Linked DNA regions of Mus musculus: regions 2, 3, 4, 5, 6 and 7 are each linked to region 1. Evidence: chromatin loops called from intact Hi-C (ENCODE). Cell type or tissue: left cerebral cortex. All regions are shown on one strand.

Evidence for each region. A loop is a pair of places that touch in the nucleus more often than their neighbours do. Peaks named below come from ENCODE experiments on the same cell type or tissue, not always from the same donor. Only the 100,000 strongest peaks of a DNase experiment are listed, where the experiment ranks them.
Region 2: a loop joins it to region 1, with 12 times the contacts of the local background. A loop is called at or near these places in 5 of 42 quality-filtered maps.
Region 3: it touches region 1 in a loop (2.1-fold over the local background); 15 of 42 quality-filtered maps call a loop at or near these places.
Region 4: a loop joins it to region 1, with 2.6 times the contacts of the local background. A loop is called at or near these places in 18 of 42 quality-filtered maps.
Region 5: it touches region 1 in a loop (5-fold over the local background); 41 of 42 quality-filtered maps call a loop at or near these places.
Region 6: a loop joins it to region 1, with 6 times the contacts of the local background. A loop is called at or near these places in 18 of 42 quality-filtered maps.
Region 7: a loop joins it to region 1, with 6 times the contacts of the local background. A loop is called at or near these places in 10 of 42 quality-filtered maps.

The regions. Positions count from the first base shown.
Region 1 is chr1:152,523,282-152,527,281 of GRCm38, reverse strand. Rgl1 (ral guanine nucleotide dissociation stimulator,-like 1) reads left to right here. Exons shown (of 18, transcript NM_016846.4): 16 at 2,383-2,637. Among named protein-coding and RNA genes, the nearest start is that of Gm51749, 15 kb to the left of the region's middle. In left cerebral cortex, a CTCF peak has its summit at 2,120 (motif pointing left); DNase peaks (open chromatin) are centred at 964, 2,091 and 2,986; H3K27ac peaks cover 1,578 bases.
Region 2 is chr1:152,837,016-152,841,015 of GRCm38, reverse strand. It overlaps Smg7 (Smg-7 homolog, nonsense mediated mRNA decay factor (C. elegans)), which reads left to right. Exons shown (of 23, transcript NM_001160256.1): 21 at 544-714; 22 at 836-981; 23 at 1,631-4,000. The coding sequence ends at 1,744. Among named protein-coding and RNA genes, the nearest start is that of Ncf2, 39 kb to the right of the region's middle. In left cerebral cortex, a CTCF peak has its summit at 2,499 (motif pointing right); DNase peaks (open chromatin) are centred at 2,016 and 2,518; H3K27ac peaks cover 887 bases.
Region 3 is chr1:152,623,081-152,627,080 of GRCm38, reverse strand. It overlaps Rgl1 (ral guanine nucleotide dissociation stimulator,-like 1), which reads left to right and starts at 1,864. Exons shown (of 18, transcript NM_016846.4): 1 at 1,864-2,097; 2 at 3,153-3,263. The coding sequence starts at 2,071. In left cerebral cortex, a CTCF peak has its summit at 1,684 (motif pointing left); DNase peaks (open chromatin) are centred at 1,944, 2,296 and 2,969; H3K4me3 peaks cover 2,600 bases; H3K27ac peaks cover 1,335 bases.
Region 4 is chr1:152,676,629-152,680,628 of GRCm38, reverse strand. It overlaps a transcript of Rgl1 not described here. Among named protein-coding and RNA genes, the nearest start is that of Rgl1, 53 kb to the right of the region's middle. In left cerebral cortex, a CTCF peak has its summit at 1,974 (motif pointing right); a DNase peak (open chromatin) is centred at 2,481.
Region 5 is chr1:152,744,767-152,748,766 of GRCm38, reverse strand. It overlaps a transcript of Rgl1 not described here. Among named protein-coding and RNA genes, the nearest start is that of Apobec4, 3.8 kb to the left of the region's middle. In left cerebral cortex, a CTCF peak has its summit at 2,108 (motif pointing right); a DNase peak (open chromatin) is centred at 2,117.
Region 6 is chr1:152,683,715-152,687,714 of GRCm38, reverse strand. It overlaps a transcript of Rgl1 not described here. Among named protein-coding and RNA genes, the nearest start is that of Rgl1, 60 kb to the right of the region's middle. In left cerebral cortex, a CTCF peak has its summit at 1,963 (motif pointing right); a DNase peak (open chromatin) is centred at 3,478.
Region 7 is chr1:152,763,783-152,767,782 of GRCm38, reverse strand. Arpc5 (actin related protein 2/3 complex, subunit 5) reads right to left here and starts at 1,241. Exons shown (of 4, transcript NM_026369.2): 1 at 916-1,241. The coding sequence starts at 1,058. It also overlaps a transcript of Rgl1 not described here. In left cerebral cortex, no CTCF peak of the experiment used is centred here; DNase peaks (open chromatin) are centred at 1,293, 1,903, 2,325, 3,049 and 2 more places; H3K4me3 peaks cover 3,890 bases; H3K27ac peaks cover 3,030 bases.

The DNA.
Region 1 (4,000 bases):
GAGAGAGTACAGGTGACAGGCTCTGTCTTCTGCCTTGTAGGGGGCACTGGTGTTGCTTTGCATGATGTCCTTAGCAGTCACACCAGTCTGAGACCCTTCAAGTGTCCCCAAATCATAATTATATGCCCCAGTACAGGGGAACGCCAGGGCCAAGAAGTGGGAGTGGGTGGGTAGGGGAGCAGGGGGGTGGGGTTTAGGGGACTTTCGGGATAGCATTTGAAATGTAAATGAAGAAAATAGCTAATAAAAAAAAGAGAAAAAAGAAAGGTATTTTAGGACTCAGCAGCTAGAGGTGACCCAACCACTCTCAAATTCCTCAGACAGCTAACATCTGACTATTGTCTCAAAAGTCATGTGTCCTAAACCCAGTATGTTGTCATTCCCCATGCCTTGGCATCAGCTGGATCCAGAGGAGATAGCTCAGTGACAACGCACTTGCCACGCAAATATAAGTCCCTGAGTTGAGATTCCTCCAAAGTACAAAAAGCCAGGCGTGTATGTCCACCTGGAGTCCCAGAGCCACTGCCGTAAGGGGAGGCAGAGACAGGCGCTCCCCGCAAGGCTCCTTCTCCCTTCTTCCTTCTTCCACGCCTCTCTCTTGCTCGCCCTCGTGAGGTTGTTCTCTTTAGAAGTAAAGTGTAATATGCATTCCTCCTTCTTCGTGCGCCTGATCATCACTTATAAACAGTTACCTTTATGCTTGTTCCACACCACTTATATCCTTGTGAGGATAGTCTCTATAACTCGTGTGAGCTCACCATCCTAACGCATTACCCCCTCAACTATAAGTGTTATTAGCATCACGGAAAGCCCAAGGGAAATAGGACGGTGAAAGTGAAAACATTCAAGCAGCATTTGGAGAACTGACCTTCCTGGCTAATAGACTTGCAGGCAAGATAACGCTGTTAAAATTATCCACCCTGAGTAAGTGCTCAAGCTGAGTCACATGGGCACAGAAGGAGAATTCCAAACAGCAGCAGCACATGGCTAACCGATATCATGGCAGTCCTACTGTAGACACTACATATTAGAGTTGGCATTGCGGTTTGCTGGCCATAATAGAACACCCCTGCTGTGGAATTGTCCTTAACATAGGATGCCATCGGACGAAGCAGCCCTGAAAAACTACAGATAACATAGGCCCTATTTTTTTAGAAGCCACATTATCAGAAAGCTAAATTCCTTGATCTGTATCTGTGGAATGGTAGATTATATAGAAATTAATAATGAGTTTTATAGGATTATTATAATATAATCCAGTTTAACTCATTCCGAATATCACACACACACACACTTTTCTGTAACAATTGATATTTAAATGGTTCAGCTTAATGGTTTTATGTCAGGAATACATCCCGGTGAGTTTAAAGCATCTCTTTGTCTGGTGATTAATATCAGTTGAATTTTAAATATTCAGTCACTTAGAGAAGCACATTACTGCAGCCGTACATCTCTCAAATGGCCTCGATGTAGATTGTGAAAGTGTATCTTGCTGGTCTTACCAGTGATTGTTAAAGAGATACTCAAAGGCTGCGTTGTCCAGGCAAGTGATCTGTTTTGCTGAGTCGTGCTCTCAGCATTGTTATGATGCTGTTTTTAGGGTGCCCCTCCCTCCCCCTGCCCTGCAAGGCAGCTGTGACCCAAGTGAGAAAGATAAATGAAAACTCATTAACAGTCTCACAGCACTAAAGGTTTCAAGGCTGTAGCACAAGTCAGCTAACTCATCATAGCTGCAGATGGCTTGGTGCTTGCTGTGCCCCTGCTGTGTGAACACCACAGCAAAGGGGCTGGAGAGCTCTGGTCCTGGTAGGAGTGAGACTGTGTAGGTGGACCTGGGGCCCCGTGTTTTCTCTGGGCCTCCAGCTTCTCTACTTGGCAAAGGGGTCAGGTGATCTCTGAGGCCCTCTCAGCAGAACTACACAAGCAGTAGTCCTTATCTTAGATGCTTCTAAACATGAAGACATTTGTCTCCTACTACAAAATCTGGATGTGAAGTAGTGGGGACAGAATGTTCTCCATGGCCACATTGAGAACTGTTGGGGGTGAGAAGAGGATGGCTTCCCAGCTTCTGTAAGCTCAGCCTGTACGGCCTTTAAATTCTGGTATCTGCTGCCATCTCGTGGTTAGCCTTCATACGGACAACTAAAACCAGGCCATCAAAGGTCCACTGTGCCTTTCTTAGATTCAGAATGATTAGTTCCCAGTGAGTCACTGATCGTCACATGAGCCCACGGGGTGTGTGTGTGTGTGTGTGTGTGTGTGTGTGTACCAGAGACATGAGATATTGAGGAGGAAACAACCAGTCTCTGTATCTACTTCTGTTTTGAAACGTGAAGCATGTTTGGTCCAGGCTCCAATGGCTTTGTTTTCTGATTCTTCCAGCTCTCTGAATCCTCCTCTTCCTGTTCCTCCATCCATTCCATGGACACGAATTCCTCAGGGATGTCGTCCCTAATCAACCCCCTGTCCTCCCCTCCAACGTGCAACAACAATCCTAAAATCCACAAGCGCTCCGTCTCCGTGACATCCATTACCTCCACAGTACTGCCTCCTGTTTACAATCAGCAGAACGAAGACACCTGCATCATCCGCATCAGTGTAGAAGACAACAATGGCAACATGTACAAGAGCATCATGGTAAGGGGCCGTCCTGCCTGGAGGGTCAGTCAGCTGTTCGGACACACATTTCTCATACCTGTCTGCACGTGCACACAAGACTAGCATGGAAAATAGCAGCGTCTTCCTGGGCGCAGATTAGTGGTATGCTTATCTAGTGGCACATGTGCATATAGGACATAGTTTTGACATTTTATGAATTGTTCATGCAATTTGGGGTCCTGTTTCACGATGCTCAGTGTGGGTGGGACAGTAGTCCAGGGCGGGTGCCTTGCTTCACACGCCTTCTTGGAACTCTTCCTACGATTGCACTGTCTACTAAATTAACACGCCTTCTCAGTAGTGTAGTTCCTGGTGACTCAGCTTTCTCCCTAAGCCATCTGGACCAAGCCGAGCTCCTGAAGTGGGTGATTATGGCGGAGGTGCAGTTTGGGTAGGAAGTAGCTACAGTTCAGCAGTAAATGGGATTGAGTCTCATGTGCTTCTTACACAAACGGCATCAGACAAGGAAAACTCCAAAGCTACTTCTGATGATGGCCGTCTTTCTTAAATACACACCCAGCCTTTCATGCTGATAACCTTAACTGCGTAAAGTCAACTTGTGGTAGGTGATGAAATTCCTTAGTCAGCAGGGCCCGTCATCGACTAAAAAGAAGAGAAAAAAGAAAAAGAAAAGAGAAATCTCTGTAGTAAAATCTGCACTAAATTTCATGTCTTCATTTGCCTCCCAGCATAGACCTAGGTGGGGTGGAGTCATTGTTCTTTAACCTTTGCGGAACCATTCATTGAATACAGTAATTATTGAAGATGGGTTCTTGCTAGTTCTTGCCCCGAGCTTTGAGGAGAGAGAGAAGAGTAAGACTCAGTGATCTTTGAAGAACTTGGAATGGAAGAGAGAGGCCATATACTAAATGATATTCTAACAGAAGCCAGACCAGATTGGAAATGGTCTAGTGTCCTCCTTGGGGGACTTTGTGTTAATTGTTCAGGCAGTTAGGTCTCACTGAAGGCATCAAGTTAAGAAATGATCAGGTTTGTTTGTTAGGGGCATAACTAGCCTTGTGGAGACACGAAGCTTGAGGTGGGACGAGCACTGTGGGTGGGAAGCGAGCCAAGGAAGCTGCTCCCATCTTTCGAGCCGGAGATGATAAGGGCTGGAGACGGAAGAGCCATTCATCCTGTTATCAGCCTTTGATAACCGTTGTGCCGGGTAAGGAAGAGGGAGGATTTCTATAGAAGAGGGAGGACCCACGGCCATCTGGCAGCCAGTGGCTGGTGAAACTACTAGAGGACGAGGTCTCAGGGTCTTTAGAATTGGGACATCCACATGACATTGTTTAATAGATTGCCAGAAACACGGGTGGTGCAGGGTTGGTGTTGCGTG
Region 2 (4,000 bases), 310 kb before region 1:
CTAATACTTAGATTATAAACCTTGCCTTTCCTGTACATCCATATTGACTAAACATTAGTCAGATTCTATAATTAGAAAGTTTTTTATATTATCATATATTATTTCTCTTTTGGAATGTTTTGGGCACTGTTTATATGTTTGCTCGTGTGCCACATGTGTGCAGTGCCCGCTGGGGCCAGAAAGAGGGTGTTGGATCCCCTGGAATTGGAGTTAGAGATGGTTTTGAGTTGCCATGGGGGTCCTGGGAGTCAATCCTAGGTCCTGTGGAAGAGCACCCAATACTCGTAACTGCAAAGTCATCTCTCCAGACTCCTTTTATTTCAGCTTTATAAAGTCTTAATTTATAATGATTCTTAGGATCCAAGGTACAGTCAGTCAGGCACAACAGTGATCAGACAGACTGCTTCATGGTCTTTATTTGGCCTTTTCTCCAAAACCTTCTTATAGTGCTTTCATTCAAATTTTGACTACCACATCTGAAGAAAATGTTAGTTCTTGGTTTGGTGTGGGAAACCCCTATTTATGTTCATAATTATTCAACAGATCATTCGACACCAGCCAGCCAGTCTCCTCATTCCTCTAACCCAAGCAGCCTGCCCAGTTCTCCTCCAACGCATAACCATAATTCTGCTCCATTCTCTAATTTTGGACCCATTGGGACTCCAGATAACAGGGATAGGCGGCCTGCAGATAGGTGGAAAACTGATAAACCAGGTGAGATCCACATTTCTTTATCTACAAGGCAAAGGGGGGTGGCTTGCTCTGATTTTTGCCTGAAGTTTGATATTTGCCACTTACAAAACATTTTGTATTCTTACCTATTGTTATCTCTTAGCCATGGGTGGTTTTGGTGTTGATTATCTCTCAGCAACGTCATCATCTGAGAGCAGTTGGCATCAGGCTAGCACTCCGAGTGGCACCTGGACAGGCCACGGCCCCTCCATGGAGGATTCCTCTGCTGTCCTCATGGAAAGCCTAAAGGTGAGTGCTCACGTGGCTCCTGCTGCAGCAGTGTCTCTGCTTTTATCCCGGATTGAGAGGCGTCTTGAGTGTGTTGTCAGGGCATCCAAAATGCTAGAGCATTTAGTTTCATCCTAATGTTAAATCCTGTTAAGTTTGAGTTTAGCCTTATTTGACTTATTAAATGAGTATGTAAGCTGGGCGTGGTGGCGCAGGCCTTTAATCTCAGCACTTGGAAGGCAGAGGCAGGCGGATTTCTCAGTTCGAGGCCAGCCTGGTCTACAATGTTTTGTTTGCTGGAAACCTTATATTAAACTTACTGTCATGCCATATGAACTTGACTTAAAACATAGTTGATTTGACTTAAAACATAGTTTGGGCTGGACATGTTGGTGCATGTAATTCCAAAAGAGTGGTCGGAGTAGGAGGAATAACCTTGGCTTGGGGTTTAAAAAGTTGTATTCCACTGTTCATAGTGTCAAAATTATCTTAGTTAGGAACTGTCTAGTCTTGAGAGTTCCATGACTTTTAATAGAGCTGAGTTGATTGGCATTTAGAGTGGATTTAAAGGACAAATTTGTCTTTATGGGTGGCTGAGATTTAAAACAAATCCCTGTCAGACAGCCAAAGCATTTGCCTTCTGCTGACAAGTTTTGGGGCTGTTTTTCAGTCTATCTGGTCCAGTTCCATGATGCATCCTGGGCCCTCCGCTCTGGAGCAGTTGTTAATGCAGCAGAAGCAGAAACAGCAGCGGGGACAAGGTGCCATGAACCCTCCACACTGAGGCCACAGGAGCAACCCAGGGAATGAAGGCTCCATAAACCATGGCATGTTGGGTTTGCAGGACTGACCCACACAGTCTCTGCAGGTGGCAGCTCTCTTGTCTGTTTCTTGCTGTCGAGAGGGTGTAAGTGTTCCACCAGCCCGCTGAGTGTGCACGAAATGTTCGCAGTGCAACAAAAAGAAAAAACCATCAGGAACTCTCGTTCCCCCGGGGCTTTCCGGAGGGAGAGAGGAGCTGCTGTTTGTCCCACTCGGTTACTGATAGCACGCCTCTCACCTTCTCCACCGCGCATGTCCCCAACACGTGGGAAGTGGAAGCTGAGAAGGGAAGGCAGATGGGAGAAACCAATAGGAACTTCTCAGTCCTTTTTTCCTCTTTGGGGAATAAAATAGGAATCCATTATGAGTGCTTTGCTGACTGAGAATGTAGTTGAAATTATTCTTAAACATCTTTTATTATTACTCTCAGTAGCAAAATATCACACTGAATTCTTCCATACACAGGCGTATTTCTAGTCAGTGTGGAGCAAAGACAGTCCCGTTTGCTGCTCCTGTGAGAGGTCAGTGGTGACAGGACAGGGAACTGACCTCTTAAGCCAGTGGGAGTGTTTCATAGGGAGGGTACAAGGCCTCTTAGAAGGTTCTGGGAGAGGCCTTCCTCCAGCCTGGAAACTCCAGCAGGAAATGCCCTTCACTCTGTAGGTGCTCGAGCCCCAATAGAGGATGCAGTGTGGGTAGTGCTGCTGGCCTAGACCAGCAGATGGCTGCTGTACGATTTCAAATTCATGTGGTGGATTCCTACACTTTACAGTAGCGTAGCAAGCAGTCTCAGAAGGCAGGCTAGTTCATTCACGGCCTGGAACCCATTTTAATAGGTGGATGCTTTCAGTGTGGTTCTTTTTGTTGAGTTGGTTTTTGTGTCCCCATCCTGCTTCCCAGCCTCTTGCATCAGTCTCCACCCTTTAGCCATATGCTGTACCGTAGTCATTGTTTTCTTCCTACCGTGTACAACATCTCACCACGAAACAGCAGCATGGGGCCAGCACTTGGGGCCCAAAAGCCTGAAGTCTGAAGAGGAAGGAAGCGGCAGTGCAAGCGTCACTGCAGAGGAGCCGGGCTATGCCCAGTCACAGCTCCTGGCCTTCACCTCGAGGATGAAGTTGAAGGCCACAGAGACAGATGCACACTGTGCACAGAAGAAAACACAGCAGATGCCACTTTGGAGAGGGCAAGAGAAAGGAATAAACTCTATTTGATAATTTATATTAGGAGGAAAGAGGACTGAAGATGTTCTGTGTAGGAACAGAAGAACGGACAGCATTTCTGTTAGTCATTTCCTGGAAAAGTAATATTTTAATGGGAAATTATGGAAACAATCTAAATGTCCAATTGCTGTGCTAGGGTAGGGATTATTTTCTGGGAGGTGTGTGTGTGTGTGCGCGCGTGTGTGTCCCACACATGGCTTTCTACTCTCCCAGAGGGCAAGGGCTAAGTGTGGGAAATAGTGTGGAGCTTAGCTGAAGGACAGCTGTAGAGCAAAGCACATCCAGGAGCCCCAGGTGTCACTGGGGTCTGGGCAGCCCCGAAATGAGATGGGGTAAGGTATTGCTCATTGCTCTTCAGAAAGAGTGCTTGAAGCCCCAGGCTTACTCTATTGCTCTTTTAGTTTGACATGGTATTTGGATTTTTTTTCTTTTTTCTTTTTTTTTTTGTTTTTTTGTTTTTTTGTTTTGTTTTTTGGGTTTTGGTTTTTGTTTTGTTTTGTTTTTGAAAGGTCTGAAAGTGAAACCCTTCACTAAATGGCAAAAGAAACTGTCTGTGCTGCTCCAGTCCCTCCCTGTGTCCATCTTTGTCCTCTCCCTGTCCCTTCCCTGCTACCTTCACCCAGTTTGTGTATGTAAGCTCTGCATTCAGACAGCTGCAGCATTCCGAGGTTGGAAATGTCACTGATTCTTGCACCTTAGACCAGCCAACAGGTTTACCAGTTCCCTCCCTGCAGTACCCACTTCCCAGCTATAGCCCCAGTCTGCATGAGAATTTGGTGTTTGGAATGTTTATGACTCTCTCGGCGGGGTTCCTCGCCTTGCCATCCTCACTGTGGGGTAATGAAGAAGGGGAGGAGAATCTTCATCAACTGGTTTTGTGTAATAAACTTTCGTGTTTTGTTTTGATTTGATTTGATTTGGGGTTGTTTTTCCCCCCTGTCTGTCTGTCTGTGCAAGATCTGCAGCTGCTGAAATCAGCTTTGCCTTTAATT
Region 3 (4,000 bases), 100 kb before region 1:
GGCCTACAGCTCCTAAGGGGGAAGGGCAGTAGGGAGAAAATGGAGCCTTCTGGACAGCTCTCCGTGCACTAGGTGACTTGCACATTTCTTTATTTAACCCTTTCTGAAATTCTGTGAGGTTTGTCCTACTTTGTAGCCAAGGAAGCAAATCGGAGGGAAGCCATGGAAATGTACTCTGACTTCCACTCTTAAGGCTGGGCTTGAAGGCTGGGCTTGAACTGGGTTCTGTTGTCATTCCCTTTACAGCCAGAACCCAAGTCAATAGGATGAGAAGAAGGGAGAGCTACAGCCTGAGAGGCTTGTGAGGCCCAAGCCACCTTTCCCAGGAATTTCTGGAGAAGAAACTGCTTTTGTGAAGAAGTTTTTCAACAGTCTTAAAACTTGCAGCACAGATTAGGTTACAGCGGTGGTGAAATTAACTGAAGTGTTGCTCATCTGTCCTGGGCTGCCTCTTGAGGTCTTCAGAATCACCAAGGAGACTCATCTAGGTGTGACCTGGGGCCCTGAGGCAGATAAGAAGCCTGAGGTAGGGCCGCCACATGTTTTCCCTCTGGCTCCTGGGACACTCTGTTCTGAGTACTGAGCACAGCAGAAGGAATGTGTGTGTGTGTGTGTGTGTGTGTGTGTGTGTGTGTGTGTGTGTATGTGTGTTTAATATTTAAATTATAGAAACATCCACTTTGGTTGTAAAAGATCATTCTCTCTACAGTCTTGAACTCCTGAAGCATGGGTCTTTATGAGGAGCGTTTGACTGACTTGAAGACATCCTTCAGTGTGCAGAGATCCTTTGCTTGCTTGGTGTAGCCTCTGTCATTTCTGATGCCCTTCTGGAGACATCAGTGCACTGATTGCCTAACTTTTCAGCTCATGGTATATTCAGTACTAACCAAAGCTCAGCACAGCAATCTGGAGGAGGTCCTTTTCAGTTTGACATGTGTAAAACATGACATTTTTGTAATTGGTGTGGAGTTCTGACAGGTACAGTTTGGCTACCTGACTATGGGCTATCTCTTGCTGTTGATTTATTGAAACTAGATCTTTTAAAGTGTAATGTATTGTCCCCCACAGACTATTGTGTTAAGATAAAATTCTTTTCAGCATTGTCCTTTGAAAGGCTTTCCCTACAGTGATTATCCCTCTGTGTCCCCACAGTGCACACCCCCCATGGCTACTCACAGAGGCTCCAGAAACCCCTAGGACCACTTATGGCCTCTGTCACAAACTGTCAGATCCTGCAAAACTCTCTGCTCTCACCAGCAGTAGCCAGTAAGCCTTATCAGACTGGGTGGTGGAGTTGATGCATGCCTGTAATCTCAGCACTCAAGAGACAGAGGCAGGAGGATTGCCAGAAAAGTTCTAAGTGTTCAAGGCTAGCCAGGACCACCTTTTGTTTAAAAAAAAGAAAAAAAAAGCAAGAAAGCCACAAACAAGAGTGGGCAGTAGGAACAAGTCCAGGCAGTTGCAGGTGCGGGGCAGGGTAGAGCCGCTGGGCACGGTTTTTAGATACCCAGATAGCTTTTGACTTTATCCTAATGAAAATCTTCCCCCCAAATCGAGGGGACTCTGATTTAATTGCTGTAAATTCCAAATAGCAAGCAGATCACACAAGAATCCCTAATCCCTAACAGTTTCCTTCAGTAAAGCAGACGGAGGCTGCGCACATGTCCCATGGCACACATGGTTCTATTTTGTCACCTGGTGGCCACCAGGAAACCCCGATGAAGCGGTCTACTTGAAAGCATCGTTTCCCCACCACTCTGAGCTGGAGAAACGATTGCTTGCTCCCTTGATCCGCGGGGCTTCCGAAAGGGAGAGTGCGCTCACAAGCACAAACAGGAAAGCCTGACATCACGGAGCGGCGGGGAGGAGTCTGCTGCCGCGGGCTCCCGGGCTGCCTGCTCGCTGGCCGGCGCTCCTTTGTGGCCCGGTCGCGCGCGGCGGCGGCGGCGGCAGTCGGGCAGCAAGGCGCGTGGGAAGCGCGGGGACCCGGAGCCGGGCCAGAGAGACGCCCCGACCGCCTCGGAGCAGGGCGCACCATGCAGCGTCCGTGTGCCGGAAAGAAAACTGAGAATGAAATTACTTTGGCAAGCTAAAATGGTAACGCCAGCTCCCCGCCTTCCCCTGACGCTTCTCTGCTGGGGGACTCGTCCCATCTCCCGCTTTCTCGGGCCGGGTTGTTGGAGCACTGTCTAACTGATCAGAGCCACCCGGACCCCACTCTCTAAGAGGAGCTTTCTCATTCTGCTTTGTGTCCTTCCCCTCTCTGTGCCTCTTCTCCCTAGAAACGATGCCTGTGTTCTCAGGCATCGCCTGCGGGGTGTCTGGGACAGGCAGATGCGTGTCAGGAGAGCAGAACTTGGAAAGGACAGAACTCAGTCTGGGGGAGCGGCGCCGCGCTCTGCTTCCCAGCGGCAGCCCTTTAACACAGATCCGAGGTTTAGCTGGCGACATGGCTATCCAGGGGGTCGCTGTGTAAATTTCAGTGGAAGCTGCATGAAGATGTTTTGCTTTCTCGGCACTTGCCAGAGGGGCTTTTCTTTTCTTTTCTTTTCTTTTCTTTTCTTTTCTTTTCTTTTCCTTTTTTCTTTCTGGAAATAAAAACTTTCCATACCCCACATAACTTTTTTTTGGGTTTCAAAATAGTAAGAGGAGAAAAAGAGGTACAACTTCACTTCCCAAAGAGGGCTCTTGGTATTAAAACACTTGTTTGAGGGAGTTTAACATCGACATTGCTCAAATGTTTGTGTACTTTGAGAAGTATAAACTCTTGTTTTTGCAAATGAGTTATTTTTTCCTTTCACTTAAGTGGACAGAGTTGATCAGGACTAAACCACAGTTTCCTTAAGAAGGAAAAAAAAAAACTTGAAAAGATGATTTAAGATACGTGGCTAGGTTAGGAAAAGTAACTGACCAGAGAAGGGAGAAGTCGGAGGCTCCTGATACCGCAGGAAAAGGCTGCCAGCCAAGAAAATCTCAGCCTTGCCTATTGCAGGGTGTCCTGTGTTGCTCTGTTTGGAGGATTTACTCAAAGGCTTGGAGAGCCTTTGTAAGCAGGGAAGCAGCTGGGATAGATTGTGGTTAGCCAAGGGGGAAGAAAACAACAACACACACTACGACCCTCTTTTTCTTTCTTTTTATCCTGTCCCTGGCAGAGCTCGATTCAGGACTGGGGTGAAGAGGTAGAGGAAGGAGCTGTTTACCATGTCACCCTCAAAAGAGTCCAGATTCAACAGGCGGCCAATAAAGGAGCGAGATGGCTAGGGGTGAGTAGCGCTTCCGAGATCTTGAACTTTGGAACAGTGTCTTTGCTCTTCTGTGAATATCATTATTATTTAGCCAAGGTAGCCCCCCCCATCCCCTTTTTCTCCCCCTTAGTCTTAAAAAGGAAACTGCTGATGGCCAAGTGTTTGCTCTAGCTGGACAGGTCTGTTTTAGGACTTGTGTTTTCCTAAGCATCTTCCCTAAGTCTGTCAATAATTCAGAACCTTCCGGAAACATCTTGAGGTATTTGGCAAACAGGCTGGGGGTGTTGTGGCAGAAGAGGACAGACACACAGAGACCTGGTCAGAGAGCACTACTAGCTTCTACATGTGTCATAAACCGCTGTGCCCAGAAGATAACCTTTTCTCTCTCTCCTCCTTACACAGTGATGCCAACAGCCCAGTCCCCACTCCCAGAAGTTCAGAGGCCATTCAGACCCGCTTCCTTTGAGGGGCGGCAAGGTTTCCCATTGTGACCTCCTTTCTGTAGAATGGGAGTAGACTGATATATACTTAGTCTTGGGGCTTTGCCTGTAGAGTATGGAGTCGGTGGCAGACACTCGGAAAAAATCTGCTTTCCATAAACTATTGGGGAAGGTCATGTGAGTTCTTAATTCGACCAATGAATCTTTCAACACATCCCAAATGAAGGGACTATGCAAGGCAGAGAGCCTGGCGGTGGGATCAGGAACATGTGGGAGAGTGGAGAGAGAGTAGTTACAGATGACACAGGGAGGAAC
Region 4 (4,000 bases), 150 kb before region 1:
CACACGTAACTTTTATCAAATGATACGGACACTAATAATAGCAATTTTCTGTGTCCTTAAGCTGCCCCTCAAAATTTACGTTTCTAAGATTAACCACTGTCCATTGACTTTTGCACTTGGCAGTCATTTGGGATGAAGCCTTGAGCTCAGACCTTTATTATAACTGTGGGGAATGCGATCATCTCCAGTTTATAATTATTTTTGAAGGAAAAGAAATGATAGGCCATTAAGATTACATGTGTGAATAGTATATTTATAAGGATAGCATTAGGAAGTATTTGAGAAGAGTAAACAGGGGCTAGAGAGAAGGCTCAGTGGGTAAAAGGCTTGCAGAATGAGCTTAATGACCAGAGTTTGGATGTCCAGCACCCATGTAGATGCTCTGTGGTCATAATGGCCTGCTTGAATCCCAGCCTCAAAAGGTGGGGACAGAGGGAGCCTGGGCAGCCTGCCTAGATAGCCTTGCTGAGCTGTGGGGTTATGATGGGAGATCCCTATGTTAACATGTGAGGTGACACACAGCAGAGGAGACACCCCGTGTCACTCTCTGGCCTCTACATGCATGTGTGCGTGCACATGTGTGCACACAAACACACACTCAAAGTGCCCACATGCCATATGCCTGAACACCGCATACACATAAACAAATACAGATATTAAAAGTACAAATTTAAGTTATAAGAAATACCCCCTTTTTAAGGACATGCATGTTTCTCTCTAGCAATAATCATATTTTAAAAATAGTTGTTTCACCAGTTATAAACTACTATCAGTTTCTTCAATTGATGCAGAATCCTTGGATCTAACCTAACTAAAAAACCCTAATAAAAAACAAAACAAAACTAGCGGTGGTAGAGACGTAAGAATTGTAGGTGGCCTTGGAGACCCTGCTTTGCCTTGTGATGGGGCCATCCTCTGTCTGGGTCGTCTGGAGCGTCCGTCTCCCTTCTCCCTGCCTCTACACTTGGTTTCTTGTTTTAATTTTACTCCCCTGCTTCCTGCAGTGGAGACAGCAGGGAATTTTTCTCAAGAAATTTTAATTTTTAATATTTGAGGGAAGAAAAGTTGCGTCTGTGTTCTCTGATTACATATTTCCCTTTTTGGACATTCCACTTCTTTCCCCAGCCTGGTTCCAACTTAGGACTGGTCTGGCCATCCAGGAGTTTGATCAAGTGATGTTTGGGGTGTTGGGTAGGTTAGGATGTCAGCTTTTCAGAACTGATTTTCATAAGGTTTGTGATGACCTATACTCATCCGTAACCAGAAGAAAAGATTGCCATTGAACGTTACAGCGAGCCCGTCGCGTGTGCGGTGCTGTCGAGTGGCTCACGTCTGTGGGGTTTTGTTTGTACAGAGGCTGGGTTATAACCTTAAGAAAGGGGACACTTAAGTTGTGGCACAGGAGAGGAAGGAACACAGATGTCTCTCGTTCTCCTATTACAAAAATTGTAAAGCTACTGTATAAACATCTAGCTGAGGTTTTTTTTTTTTTTTTTTTTTTTTAAATTTGGTTTTTTCGAGACAGGGTTTCTCTGTGTAGCTCTGGCTGTCCTGGAACTCACTCTGTAGACCAGGCAGGCCTCGAACTCAGAAACCCGCCTGCCTCTGCCTCCCGAGTGCTGGGAGTAAAGGCGTGCACCAACACGCCCGGCTTTTTTTTTTTAAGAAGAAGCAGAGGAAAGAAACCATAAAGGAAAACATGTTTGAAAAATTAAAACGTATAAAATACTTTATGCTCAAAGAGGAATAGGCAACTCAGCCTATTCTTTGTATACTTTGAAGGTGGGCCAGCCAAGGATTTTGCTAAGGGAGGGGTCCTGTGTGACTAAGCAGGTCAGTCAGTCACGCCCGTGTAAAGCCTACAGGAGTCAAAACTGTAGACAGGGATGGAGAGGAAAAGGAATGATCTAGCTCTGGAGAAATCCCCTCCTCCACCTAGCTTGCTCTCACCTGTGGACTCAGGTGTGAGCCTTTCTCCAGGGGGCGCTGTTGTGTCAGAGGAGACCCTGGCACCAGCCTGGGTGGTATGAAAGGGCCCCACTTGAATAGTTCAGCAGGGGTGAGGGGGTGAAGAGATGGGCTTTCCGTGCTGACATGGGAGTAGAAGAGGGGATGGAGACAGTGCCTTAAATGACTTGGGGGAGGAGTAAGATGGGGAGGGGTCGCTTGGGAACCTCCCGCTTCCTACCAGTTACTTAGCTTCTCAGACTCTCATTTCTCACCAGAGTAGATAGTGGTAAACATCTTGTGAGGTTATTGTGTGGCTGAAGTGGAAGTACCCAGCATCATTTATGTTTCTAAGTGAGTAGATCTGATGAGGATGGGTGGGAAAGACTCCGGTGAGGAGGAGGGGAGAATCTTCAACTTCACAGGGCCTTGTAAGAGCTGGCTGCCTCTCTAAGATGCCCCTCAGCTGCCGGTGCTTTGGGGCTGTTGCCAGTGTAGAAATACATCTTTCCCCAAGACAGGACAAGTGGAGTTCAGCGCCAGCATTGAAAATGGGCCAGCCTGCACCCACACTGTGGAGCCGGGAGAGCAGCTGTGGGCAGACAGTAGAGTCCTCGCTGTGGGGTCGCTGGGCTGCAGAGTGCTTACAAATGTACAGTGCTTGCTCTGAGATCTTGTAATCTGTCTAGCTCACCCAGCGACATTTCCATGACATGTAGGGAATGCTGCTGAAGCCATCTCATGTGGTTTCCGCACTCTGTTTTGATTTATTATTTGTTGTTTACAGTATTATCTCCAGTAACAACTGTGGAATTTCCTTCCCACGAATCTGGTCCATTTCCATCTTGCCTGTTTATTTTCAATTTCCTTTTTCTTGGCTTGAAACCTCCCGATGGCCTCTGCCTTGTTTATTTCCTTGCCTGTGTCAACGTCCTTTGTCAGCATGTCCCCTCAGGAACTCTGTCCACTCTTACTGTGCAGGTTGCACTTGCCTGATTTTTATGCGAGTCTGTTATGTGCTCCATGTTTCTACTACTGTGTGATGGCCTGGGCTGGCACTGAGCTCATGGCCGCCCTCAGCAAGCAGTCTCAGGCTTGCTGTCTGTGGCTTCCAGATGGAGCACATGAGGCCCAAAGAGAAAACTCTCTCTGTAGAGACTTGTCTCAGTTTCTCTAGTGTCACCCTGTCCCACTCATTGACTTCATCTTCCACTTACTCTTATTGGCAGCTGGTCACATGAGCATAAGGCCTGTCTTTGCAGATAGGCTCAATTCCCTGAAGCCAGAGCCACAAAACTAATTAATGATCAATTTCGTTTTACAATATTAGCCACTTGGAATACATGCTGAATCTAGACTTGTTCCCTTGTTATGAGGAACTTAGCCCAGCAAGCCAATAAGGTTTAAGGAAGAGATAACTTGACCTTATTACTTGTTATGCGAATTAGCAAAACAATGCCTCTTTCTTACTTCCGGATTGTCATGAGTTACGGAATTATGGGATAATAATGTCTGTTGCAGTAAATCTCTAATCCAAATAAGCCCAGGCAATGAAAACACAACTCAGTTAATATGAATACATGTGCTGTGCGCCTAGATTGGGCAGATCTACCATGACACTATGGTCTTCCCCATATAAGAGACCCCTTAGAACTTACAGTTTCTCCGGGCCAGGTGCTTCTGCTCCTCTTTCCTTCCTCCTCCTCCTCCTCCTCTTCTGTGGTCCCCTCCTCTTTTTCTCCCAAAACCTTAAGCTCCACCTTCCCCTCTTTCTCTGCCCAATCACTAGCCTTTATTTTATAAATTAAGGTGGAAAGAAGGTTTACAGGAAATCACTCGAGTGCTGACTCATTCCTTGTTCGCAGCCCCTCACAGGAGAACAGAATTAACATCAAACATAATCAGCCCCAGGGCTGTCTGCAACAAATGTCAATAATGAATTGACATTCATTTAACATTCACTTATGCTTGCTCTGAATAGGACACGTCTGTAGTCGCAAGATGCTTACAGGGCTTGAAGGTAGAAATGGAGCTGAAAGCAACTAATATAATA
Region 5 (4,000 bases), 220 kb before region 1:
TACCTTTAATCCCAGCACTTGGGAGGCAGAGGTAGGAGGATTTCTGAGTTCGAGGCCAGCCTGGTCTACAGAGTGAGTTCCAGGACAGCCAGGGCTACACAGAGAAACCCTGTCTCGAAAAACTAAAAAAAAAAAAAAAAAAAAAAGAATGTTAAGCCAGAAGCAGCAGCAAACATGCACCATGTAATACATCCACTTGTGTACTTGGGTGGTTTTAGGAAGCTCACTGATATTTAAAATATATATTAAATTTCTAATTATCACATAACAATGGAAGATACTTATGTGTAATGATTAGGCTAATTGGTATAACCATCTTAGTTAGGGTTTTACTGCTGTGAACAGCCACCATGACCAAGGCAACTCTTATATAAGGACAACATTTAATTGGGGCTGGCTTAGAGGTTCAGAGGTTCAGTCCATTATCATCAAGGTGGAAGTATGGCAGCATCCAGGCAGGCATGGCGCAGGAGGAGCTGAGAGTTCTACATCTTCGTCTGAAGGCTGCTATCAGAATACTGACTTCCAGGCAGCTAGGACTAGGGTATCAAAGCCCATGCCCACAGTGACACACATATTCCAACAAGGCTACATCTCCTAATAGTGCCACTCCCTGGGCCAAACATATATAAACCATCACACTGTCACTTCAAATATTTATTATTTCTTTCTGTTGGAAACATTTGAAGTCTTCACATACTTTTGCAGCACACAATTAACTGTGGAATGTTAGAGGTTGTCCTTTTATCTCGTCGGACCGGACTCTGTACCTTGCCAGTCTCCTCACTACACTCCTTTCCTTTTGCTTCCCAGACTTTAGTGAGTAGTCAGGTGCCCTTGCATCTTCAGAGGACAGCCTTGTGTGTGGCCTGCCTTGCTTGAGAAAGGGCTTCAGTGTTTACTGCCACCATCTCTGGGTTTGCTGGCCTTGGAGCTTTCTGTGATTCCCCTGCCTCTGCCTCCGATGTCTCGGAGGACATGTTGAATACGGATGCTTGCCCTGCCTCTGCCTCCGATGTCTCGGAGGACATGCTGAATATGGATGCTTGTGCTGCTGCATCTGGCTTTTACATGGATTCTAAGGATAACCCTGAACTTTGTTTGTCCAAAGGAAACAAACACCACCACCACCAGCAGCAAAAGAAAGTTCTGCCCATAGTTCTGAAGCAGAACATTGCTGGTGGATGCTTAGCAGGAGGGAGAAGCTGCTGTCTCAGTCCGCCTCCCAGTTTCATAATCTTTCTGTTGTGTTTTTAAAGATTTATTTTACTTATAATGAGTGCACTGTCTCTGTCTTTGGACACATCAGAAGAGGGCATCAGATCTCAGTACAGATGGTTGTGAGCCACCATGTGGTTGCTGGGAATTGAACTCAGGACCTCTGGAAGAGCAGTCAGTACTCTTAACTGCTGAGCCATCTTTCCAGCTCCCTCATAATCATTCTGATGAACTATGTGCATCATCCATATCAAAGTATGTAGTTGTAATAAAGATTATAGAATTCGGATTTAAAAAGACCTTTACTCGGTTGGATATTTTAGTCAGTGATCGGCAGCCTGATTTGGGATATAGCCAAGATAGCTGCGCTTATGAAGGCTGCATAGGAGGTAATGCTCTTTTTGGGTGACAGAGTAATTTATATTTTATGGCTCCTGTTATTAACTTTTATTAGAGCACATCGTATTTAATTAATCACATAATCTATCTTGTGTTTCAGTTTGGTATAATCTCTCAATGCTCAAACCTACATAGTAAGTCACAGGGAAATGGGACTTGGATTTAAAAAGCAAGCCTGAGGTGAAGAAAGGCAGAGGACTCAGGAGGCTTTGTGGAGCTTGCCAGGTAGTTTGATGGAAGAGAGAGAAAGGAGAGGGTGGGCAGAAAGGAGGAGAAGACAGAAAAGCCAGGATCCTGGGCATGGTGGTTCAGGCCTGTGACCCCAGCAATAGGAACACAAAGGCAAGAGGATCAGGAGGAGTTTGGGATTATCATTGCTTATGTAGGCAGTTCTAGGCCAACCTGGGCTACACAAGACCTTATCTCAAAGAGGGGTGGGAGGAGCAAAAGATGGATCTTCTCATTTGAATTTGTAGATAAAATGGCCACAGGGTGGCAGCACAGTCCAAACTCCGGGACTGGTTGGCGGACACTTTAGCATTCTTCCTTGTGGATTTCTCTCATTGTCCAGGAGCAGCAAGCAGCAAATGCTGCGGATTAAAGGTGACTTCCCTGAAGGAGAGGGAAGGGTAGGGAAAGGTGCCACCGTGACCTCTGCACAGTACGCTCCAAAGAAGGCTTCAAACTGGCAGGACTCACTTAACATTCCAACCATAAATACAACTAAACTAGATCTAAAACACAATCATTCTTAAATGTAATACAAATTATTTTATGAAAGAACAAAATGGCAAATAAAACATAAGACCATTTTTCTACAATCAGTCCAACTGATCTGTACATTAAAAAAAATGAGTGCTTAATAAATGTATGCAGAATGCTTACCTGTTTTTTGGCACTGAGACTTGACCCCACAGCCTTGGGTGTGTGAGGTGAGCACTCCACCTCGGAACCGTGTGCCCAGCCCTGGCTTTGCCTTGGTAGTGTGTCCTTCTGTTGTTTAGCTGAGAAATGGTCACCAAGACCTGTGTGGTCAAGATTATACCCTAGGTTTCTCCCAGGCGTTTTAGTTTCCAGTCCCAGTAGCTAGATCTTTAATCCGTTTTAAGATTGTGTGCGTGTGCATGTGTGTGTGTGTGTGTGTGTGCAGTGTGGGACAGAGCTCCAGTTTCAGCCTGTAGCTTGTGGATAGTCCAGCTTTCCCAGTAACATTTGTTGACTAGAGCAGCACCTCCCACCCTGGTGGTGTGGTACCCTTGCTGAAAATCATTTGAGCATCTATGTCAAAGTTCATTTTGGGCCTCTGTATTCTGTTTTATTGGTACGTCTCTGTATGTCTTCCATTGTGTAAATACCAACAGAACAAAGAAAATAATTCTCTTTGTAGAAGAATAGAATAGAAAAAGGCATAGAATTACAAAAATGATACATGATGATTATTGAAAGTATGTGCATTGTTAATTAACATTGAGATTCACTGTGACTCTCATCAAACCCATGGAGTAGAAATATGTATGTTTTAAATGGTGTGTGTGGCTGGGCAGTGGTGGTGCACGCCTTTAATCCCAGCACTTGGGAGGCAGAGGCAGGTCTCTGAGTTCGAGGCCAGCCTGGTCTACAGAGTGAGTTCCAGGATGGCCAGGGCTACACAGAGAAACCCTGTCTCAGGGGTGGGGGGTGGGGGGAAGGTGTGTGTGAGCACACGTGCACACACACACGTGATGCACATCATGGTGAGTGTGTGGAGGTCAGAGGGCAGTTGGTTAGATGGTAGTGGGTTCTCTCCTTTTTCTTGTTTCATCAGGGTCTCGGGTTATCTCTGCTTCTGTACTGCATGCGTGTTCCAGGCTAGCTGCCTCACGAGCTCTGTGTGAGTCTCCTGTCTCCACTTCTCATCTTAGAATAGGGATGTGGGCTACAGATGTGGAGCATTGCACCTGTAATGTGCTGAGAATTGACCTGGCCTCTGCAGGTTTGCTTGGCTAGCAGTTTTAGTCTACCGTGATGTCTTTCTGGTCCTTAAACTCTATATTTACTGTTCTATGTACACATATTTTATAAACACTTTGTATTAGCGTGTTCATTTTCAAAATCTTTATTGTGACCAATCGGCTTGCTTTATCTGCTTAGTCTGTGTTGAATCAGTGTCAACACTAGTTAGAGGACATGATGTAGCTAACCTGTTGATATATTTTTGTTGAAAAGCATCATAACAAAGAAAACCAGTCAAAGAGGTGTTGATAGACACACAGGAAGACATTTTAGAGCAGTGTCAGGAGCTAAGGGTACCAATTCTAAATATTCATTTGAAATGGACCAAGATGTGTTCTCAGAATTCATCACCAGTCCTTTACCCATGATCTATTCTAACACTTTATCCCAG
Region 6 (4,000 bases), 160 kb before region 1:
TTTGGTCCAGACTGTGAGGAGTAAGGGAGGGAGGGGCACAAGTTTGGATTGCCAACATCTGTTTAAGCTAAACTGTGTGAATGGAGGGCCAGTCTCTGTGAGACTAGCAGGGCAGGTCCCTCTGGTATCCAGAATCCCTGGCAAGCACAGCTGGAGCCGAGGCCTGGGGACTCACAGGCCCATCCCCCTCCTGAAGAGCAGGGGAAAGGAGTCAGTGAGTGGCTGCTGGAATGGCTGCCACATGTGGCTTGAGAGGCTTCAAGGGACTGGATTTACAGATCGTGTCCTGTAAGGAAAATCCGCAAGTGTGAGTAAGGAGTGAAAGGGCTGACTGAAAGGGGGTTTTTGCTTCTGTTTTCTGACTCCTTGTGGTGGCGCAGCTGTTTATCTTGTGTGGAAGGGTAGGGTCAGGAAGCTGACAGGAGCCAGGGATGGGAGGAACTGACCAAGTGAATCCCGAGGAATCTGAACACAGTGTGGTAGACTGCGGTGGTCCAGAGAGCAAGAGCACATTTTCCATAACCTTGGCCTTTCCCCTGCTACTGCATTAAAGAGTGTCAGGATTTTCCTTTAGGTGTTAAAGTTAGAGTCATGTTCTTTCCTGCTAACTTTTTATGTTAGTTTACCAGCACCGAGTTTCATTAGTTACACACACACACACACACACACACACACACACACACACACACACACACATTCACACACTCACTCATGCGCGCTCCTTATTGTGCTATCCTGCTTCATTTTTCTCTGCCCACCTCCCCTCCCTCCCTCCCTCCCTCCCTCCCTCCCTCCCTCCCTCCCTCCCTCCCTCCCTCCCTCCCTTGTCTGTGTCCTTCCTCCTCTGCTCTCAATTCCCCTAGTACTTTTGTGCCACGCCCATTTTTCAATCTAGGTTAAAGACATGAGAAAAAACACACAGTAGTTGTCTTTATGAGTATGGTCCATTTTGTTTAACATAACAATCTTGTGTTCTGTTTTTCTGAAAAAAAAAAGTCATGATTTCATTAATTCTTTTCTCTTTATGGCTAAGGAAAATTCCTCGTGTGTATGCACCGTAATTTCTTCACCAGCTGTCTCTTGATGGACATCTCGGCTAGTTCTGTGTCCTGGCGATTGTGACTGTGTAGCAGTAAATATGGATGTGCAAGTATCTTTATGATGTGCTGACTTAGGTCTGCAGATCTGTTCTCAGGAATGGTAGAGCTGGGTTCCTTAGGGACGTCCATACAGACTTCCACAGTGGCTCGTCCTCGTGCACACTCTGACTAGCCATAAGGGTCTCTTTGCTGCTTCCTCACCAACACCGGCTGTGGTTTTCTTGGTGTTAGCCATTCAGACCGAGTGAGGTGGACTCTCAAAAACAGTTTTATGTGCATTTCCCAGGTGACAAAGGAGGCTACATACTTTCCCAAGTGTTTCCTGTGTCTGAGAACCGTCTCAGTTCCACAGCCCATCTTCTGACTTTTTGGTGTTGAGTCGTTCCTGTTCTTTATGTATTCTAGATATTAACTCCCTGTCCTATGATTGTTGACAAAGCTTTTTGTTCCCCATGAAGCTGACTCTTCACTTGGCCATTTCCCTTCACAAAGCCCCAAATCAACATGACCACAATTCCGTGGCAAGTGAAGGTCATAGAAAGATGGTGTAAGAATAGAATTGTTCTGAGTCAGAGAGATCTATTTTCAAAATTGGACTCTTCTGTGTGACCTTGGAAAAATCACTCAGGTTCTCCAAGCTCCGGTTGCGATTTAGGAAGGACTTATTGCTTACTGCAGAGAGTGGTCTGTGTAGAACCTTCCAGCACCTCTCCTGGTATTTGGAAGTGCCTCCTCCTCATATGGATCTGACTGCTCATTGATCATGTTTAAGAGCTCTCACCACCCTACTTACTTTTTTTCCCTGCATTATTGCCCCTTATGTGAGGGCTGGTCAATTGCTAAGTCACGACTTCTCCTTCCTCCTGGGGGCAGCATGCTTCTGGATGTAGTTTTAGCATGGCCCTTAATGTTTACCGCCTTGAAGTTGGAAGTCAGATTGCTCTAGTGCTGTTCAGTCAGGAAGCATCAGGGTAGCTTAGCCTTGTATTCATAAAGTCGCTGTTAAGAACTTGGAATCCAGAATGTTCTTGTTTGGTTTTCCTGGAAATAGCAAGGTTAGTCTGTGGTGCTGAGAAAACTGAAAAGGAGTGGAAAGGCCTTTGTATTACCATGGTACAGCAAGTTCAGAACGAAGCATTTGTTTTGGTTCATGGCTTGATGGAAGATGACCCATCATGGCAGAGAAGGTGTGGTGGGAGCCTAAAGTGGCTTGTTATATCTTAGCTACTGTTGCAGGATTTTCCCTGTCCAATTACATTAGTGCAGAGGAGGTCTGTGATTGGGCAGGGAAAAGGAAGGCAGAGCTAAGAGTTGCAGCGACCGGGATCATTTCAGGGTAGGAGGAGAAGAAAGATTGTTGCAGATGTGAACTCACGTGTATTTACCAGCTACAAGAACTTGTGGTATTGTAAGGTTAGATTAATTGGGATAAAGCTTTTATCATTATCAATTGGCTCTGAAATTATTGTATTGGCATCTTGTAAATTGTGATATTATTGATACATAAATCTGATTGGTTAATTAAGCTTTAAGTGTCTTGATTTTACCAGGTTACTGGGTATTGTGATATGCAACCGCGAGGTTGGAGATTCCATTTAGTTACTGGAATGTGGGATCTCCGACTACATGGGTTTATGACTGAGGAAGAACTGGCAGCTCCCAGAACAAGCGAGCCAGATGCTCTGGAGAGAGTTGATGACAGCGGCAGCAGGAGTGAGGGAGCGTGTTTGGGCCCTGAGGAGAGCTGGTGGGAAATATTTTTTAATATTTCCTGAAACATATCAGTCTACAGTCAGGAAGCAGAGATGAACTGGGGAAGAAACTGCCTTCCTCTTTGATCCCCTTTTATTTAGTTTGAAACTGAAGCCTATTGGATGATGTCACGTGATATTCAAGGTGGGTCACCCTCTTCAGTTGAGCTGGTCTGCAATACTATCACTTACGGATACGTTTCCTTGGCAAATCAAAACCCGGTCAGGTTGGTAATGAAGATTAACCATCACAGTTCTGTAAAGGTCAAGGAGGAATGGATGACCTAAGGAAAGAGAAAAGAAGCTGCAGCCCAGCTGGGGTGAACCGGGACTGAGGGTGGAATGGTCCTTCCCTCCAGACAGATGCTGGAATGTATTTCATGAGGACTCTGGAACAAAAATCCCACATTCCAGTCATTTTTCATTTGCTGGTATAGAAATTGAGGTGATTCAGCTTGGTTATCAAATACTGTGATGCGTGTGGAAAATGGGCAGATAAAATGGTCCGACTAGACCATGGCAACATCTGTCCAAACTATAGCCCTTAGCGAAAACCTAATCCAGGATCAAACAGAAGTTCTGCCGACGTACACAAATCACTTAACACAGCTTTTAGAAGACTTTTAGTTGGCTGACTGGCTCTAGACTGAAGGATGATGAGAAATCCAGACATTCTGCTGGGAACGTGTACAGCTTTAAAGAAAGTGTTAAATTCCCACTCAGTACCTATTTAATATATCCCAGCAAGGTCTTTCTCATAGGCTGTGTTGAAAGCACTCCTGGTGTTCCTATATAAAGCAGTTTTCCAAACGGATTTTAACAATCTGATTAAAATGTGAAAACAAAATTTAGTTTTTGGTTCTTTCATTTAGGCTTAAAGGTGTTTTGTTGTTCAGTTCAAAACAATGTATTTTTTTCTTTAATGGATTGTAGAGATGAAAATTTTAAATTTCTCCCCCGAGTATGTACAGGAATACTAGAGGCATTCCCCACAGGACAGTGCGTCCGCACAAGAGGAGGAGAGAAAAGCATGCAGGAAGGAAAAGGAGTTGCAGCATTAATGTCTTTTTATGTGTGTGGCTGTCTTGCCTGTGTGTATGTCTGTGTGCTATGTGTGTGCCTGGTGTCACTGGAGGCCGAAACAGTGCA
Region 7 (4,000 bases), 240 kb before region 1:
GTTAAACCTATACTGCACATATATGTACGTTTGATGCTGTGGTTACCACTGTTTTTGCTCACTTTCTTCATTATAATCTAGTAGAAAATTGATGAGGGGAGAGCTGTATGAACAGACTTAATGAATACGATTTTTCTAAAGCTCCAGTTTGGATTTTTGTAACATTCTATTTTTCTAAGGGATCGATGCAAATGAATTTCGAGGTTATGAATATTCAGATATGCAAACCAAGGAACCAGGAACTGACAGCCATGTTTTAACTAGAAGGGAAACAATTTCAGAAAAACAATGTTGATTTATAGAACCGACTCATTCTCTGCTTTATTCACTGGGGTTCATCTTATATTATTCCCAGGGATTCTCTGCATGCATTCGCTATCCCTTTTTTAGTGGCCTTTTCTTAGCAGGTGAAAGGTTCCAAGCTTTAACTGGGAATTTTGGAGAAGAAAACTCCCTTCGGCTCGTTCATGAATTATAATGCCACCTTGCCAAAGCCCTTCTCTCTTAATAAACAATGCTGCCGATGAAATAGCCCCGGGGCTGAATGTACCGAGGGCCTCGATTTGCGAACCGCTCCATCTCTCCTGGCTAGGGATAAACTATCCCCGCTCCGCCAACCACACACACCGGACAGGAAAGCAAGACTCCAAGCGGGACGCCCGTGTCCCCACCGGGCAGAGACTGGCTCAGGTGCCCACTAGGACACCAGCGGTGCCCCGGGGAGGGCGCGGCCGCTTAGGACCGCGCACCTGAGGAATCGGGGCGCCGCCGGTAAGTTCGCCGGCGCGGCCGCGGGGTACAGGCGGCCTGCTGGCCCCGGGAGCTCCTGTCCTCCGTCCCCACCTAGAGCCGGGCACAGCCGGTCGCGTGGCCCCGCGTCCCCACAACCCCCGGCCGCCGCGAGCGTAAGGATATTGCCGTAGGCACGAGTCCACCTCGCCCTCGTCGGGCCCGGCCTGGCCATCGCCGCCGTCCTCCTCGTCCACGAACTTGTTCTCGTCATATTCGTCCACGTCCACCTTCCGGAAGCGGGCCGACGACACCGTGTTCTTCGACATCCCGGATCGCGACGCGACGCTGGCCTGCCCCTCCGCGGTGCCTCTCCTTTAGCGAGCCCAGCCCGGTCCGACTCACTTCCCTCTTCCGCTCTGGGGCGTCGCCGGCAGCCGCGGCTTGCAAGCTTCTGGGCCTGCGCGCTAGCGGGCTCGGCCTCCTCCTCTGCTTGCAGCCATCCTTCAGCCCCCGCTCCGCCCCCGCGTCCCCCGGGAGCGCGCGTCGGCAGGGGAGCGCGCGGGACGCACCGCGCACGCGCGGGCCCGCTGCAGGAAAGGGGCGGGGCTGGAGAAGGAGGCGGGGGCGGCGGGTCGACAGAAAGCTGGCAGAGGCGGCGCGGAGACGCGATTGGTCGCCGGGGAGCATCACGTGATGCCCGGGACGTTCCCATAGAAACGCTTTTCTGCGGTCCTGCCTTGCGGGGGGTCTTGGGCTGGAGGCTATGGGCACCTCGGGAGCGTGGCCTGGAGTGCTGCTGCCGCCGCCGCTGTCGGTGCCAGCCGCTGGTTGTTGGGGTCCGGTGTGAAGTGTGGGTGACCGGACTCGCGCGTGGGGTGCGATGGACTGGCTGCAGAACCTAGTCCCCTGCAGTCTGCAGGAGTATGAGGCAAAGTGATGCCCAGCTCGGAACTAGTGATCGGAGCCCTCCATTCGGACCGTGCGCCGCCGGGGGCTGCCTTCCCGAGCTGAGAGCCCCTTCCCCGGCTTGGACTCTTGGCACGCTGTCGGTGGGAGGTCCCCAAGGACGGAATCGAAAAGGTCACTTCTTACCTGTCAGTGCTGTGTGACAGCATCGCGACCGGACCTGCAGAATCTGAACTAGGTATTCTCTCCATCTGGAGGGAGGGAAAAGACGCTTGGGCCAGGTAGTGAAATTGGGGCAAACTTGTAGCATTTTCTAGAATCAGTCATCACATCTTAAAATAAGTAGTTATTTGGAGCAAGAATGCCAGAAGAGGGTGGGCGAGTTAGGCTCTTCAGTGCTGAGGGAAAATAGCGAGTGCAAGGATTAATAGAGACTGGACTTTCAAGGTTGTTATTTATTGTTTAAGGTTCCTGGAAGCACGTCAAATCAGCTTTTTGCTATATTCCATATTCCGGTTTGTGAGATCAGAGCTTCTGTTGAGGAGGCAGAGGCACAAAGATTAATCAAATAATAGCTGTGCTCTGTGTAATATACCGTAGTACAAGTATTTACAGAATAAAATTAATTCAGACATTTGGCTTTGCCCTGCTTCGATGCAGAACCACCTGGTTTCACGTATAGCAGAAGGCTGGATGTCATCCTGTTGAGTTTTCTCGTTTGCTCTGCCGTACTGGAAAAGAGCACTGGGCTTGGGATCAAAAAGCAGGCTGAGTCTCGACTTTTCTGCTCTCATAATCTGCATGATTGAGGCATGTTGCTTAAAAATTGGAACCTTGGATTTCTTAGTACTAAGATGGGGCTAATGTGCTTTTCACAAGGATGTTCCCAGGGCTCAATACGTGGAAATGCTTCGAAAAGACTCTAAAATTCTGCATATGTGTGCAATGTGTTATGGGTTATGTAGCACGAGCTTCATAAACTACCTAATGATAGGTTTTATTCTTGCTGGGGAAAGAGATCCCAAGATTCTGAAGGGCTGAATCTAATTTTTTCTTATGTATCTTTTTTCATATAAAATAAAATTAGGTATTCAGAAGGTAGTTAGTGCATGCTTGATGAGTTAGTGAAATATAAAATATATAAAAACATTGGGAATAGAGACTCAATCAAAAAGAGAAAGACGTCAGGATCAAACAGTTGTTGATCATAGGCACACACATGTGTATGTATGTGTTTATGTAGAGAGAGCGCTGTATGTGAAGTGTGTCCCTTTTCCTTGTGAAGAAGCAATGTGGCACTCCCTCTAGGTTTATCATTCAGTTGATAGAAGTGACATTTCCTTGATTAACACTCACATTGTCAGCTAGTAAAAACTCTCGTGTCTTAAGACAGCAAAGGAGACATGTCTCCCTGCCAGCAGTGCTTACTTTAAAAGCCTCATGCTGGAGTATAAGAACATTGTTACGGTGATGGCATTATGTAACTTAGGATAAAGATTTGTTTAATTTTTTTTTTCTGTTTCAATCTTGTGTAACTCCCATAAAAGCTGCACAGCATACTCTTTTAGATGTTAAAGCTGACTGTACTTTTTGTTCTTTTAAATTGAGATTTTCTTTGAAGAGAAAATTAAACACTAGATGCACTGTTGAGTGCAGATGGAAACGAGGATTTAAGAGCTAACATAGCCATTTCCAAAGCCCTAGTGTTTCCTTTTGTCTTAGTTGGACACACACACACACACACACACACACACACACACACACACGCGTTCTCTTTAGAGCTGGGGAAGAATCCTGGGGTAGAAAACAACTTAATGGAACAGCGAGGAATTAAAAACAAAAGTCAGTTGTTCAAGGATGTAATTATCTCCATTGCTCAGAATTTTGGTCCTCGGGTAGATTGTGTTAAATTTTACAGGTTTCTTTTCTTTTCTTTCTTTTTTTCATAGTGCCTCACAGTGCTTAGGCATCACCACTGCTAAGTAATCAACTAATTTCCTCACAAAGTAATTCTGAGATAGCATTTAAAATTTAGGATTTTAATGGCTACCTTAATTAACTTCCCTCCTATCCATTTGCTAATAGTTGTTTGTTTGCTTGTTTGTTTTTCTTTACAAGATTTAAAGGAAATGTTTGTCTCTGAAGAAACCTGTTCTTAATTATCTTCCAGTTAGAAAATGCACAGTATTCTACTGTCTCGTAAATTCTATATTTTTACTGTTACCTATGATACTGAATCACCATCTTAGGCAATTTTATTTTATTTTTGGGGGGTTTTTCAAATGAATACTTTCCTCTTATATAAAGGATTTGCTTGGCTTAAGATGTACTTATGATGCAAATAACTAGGCTATCTGAATTT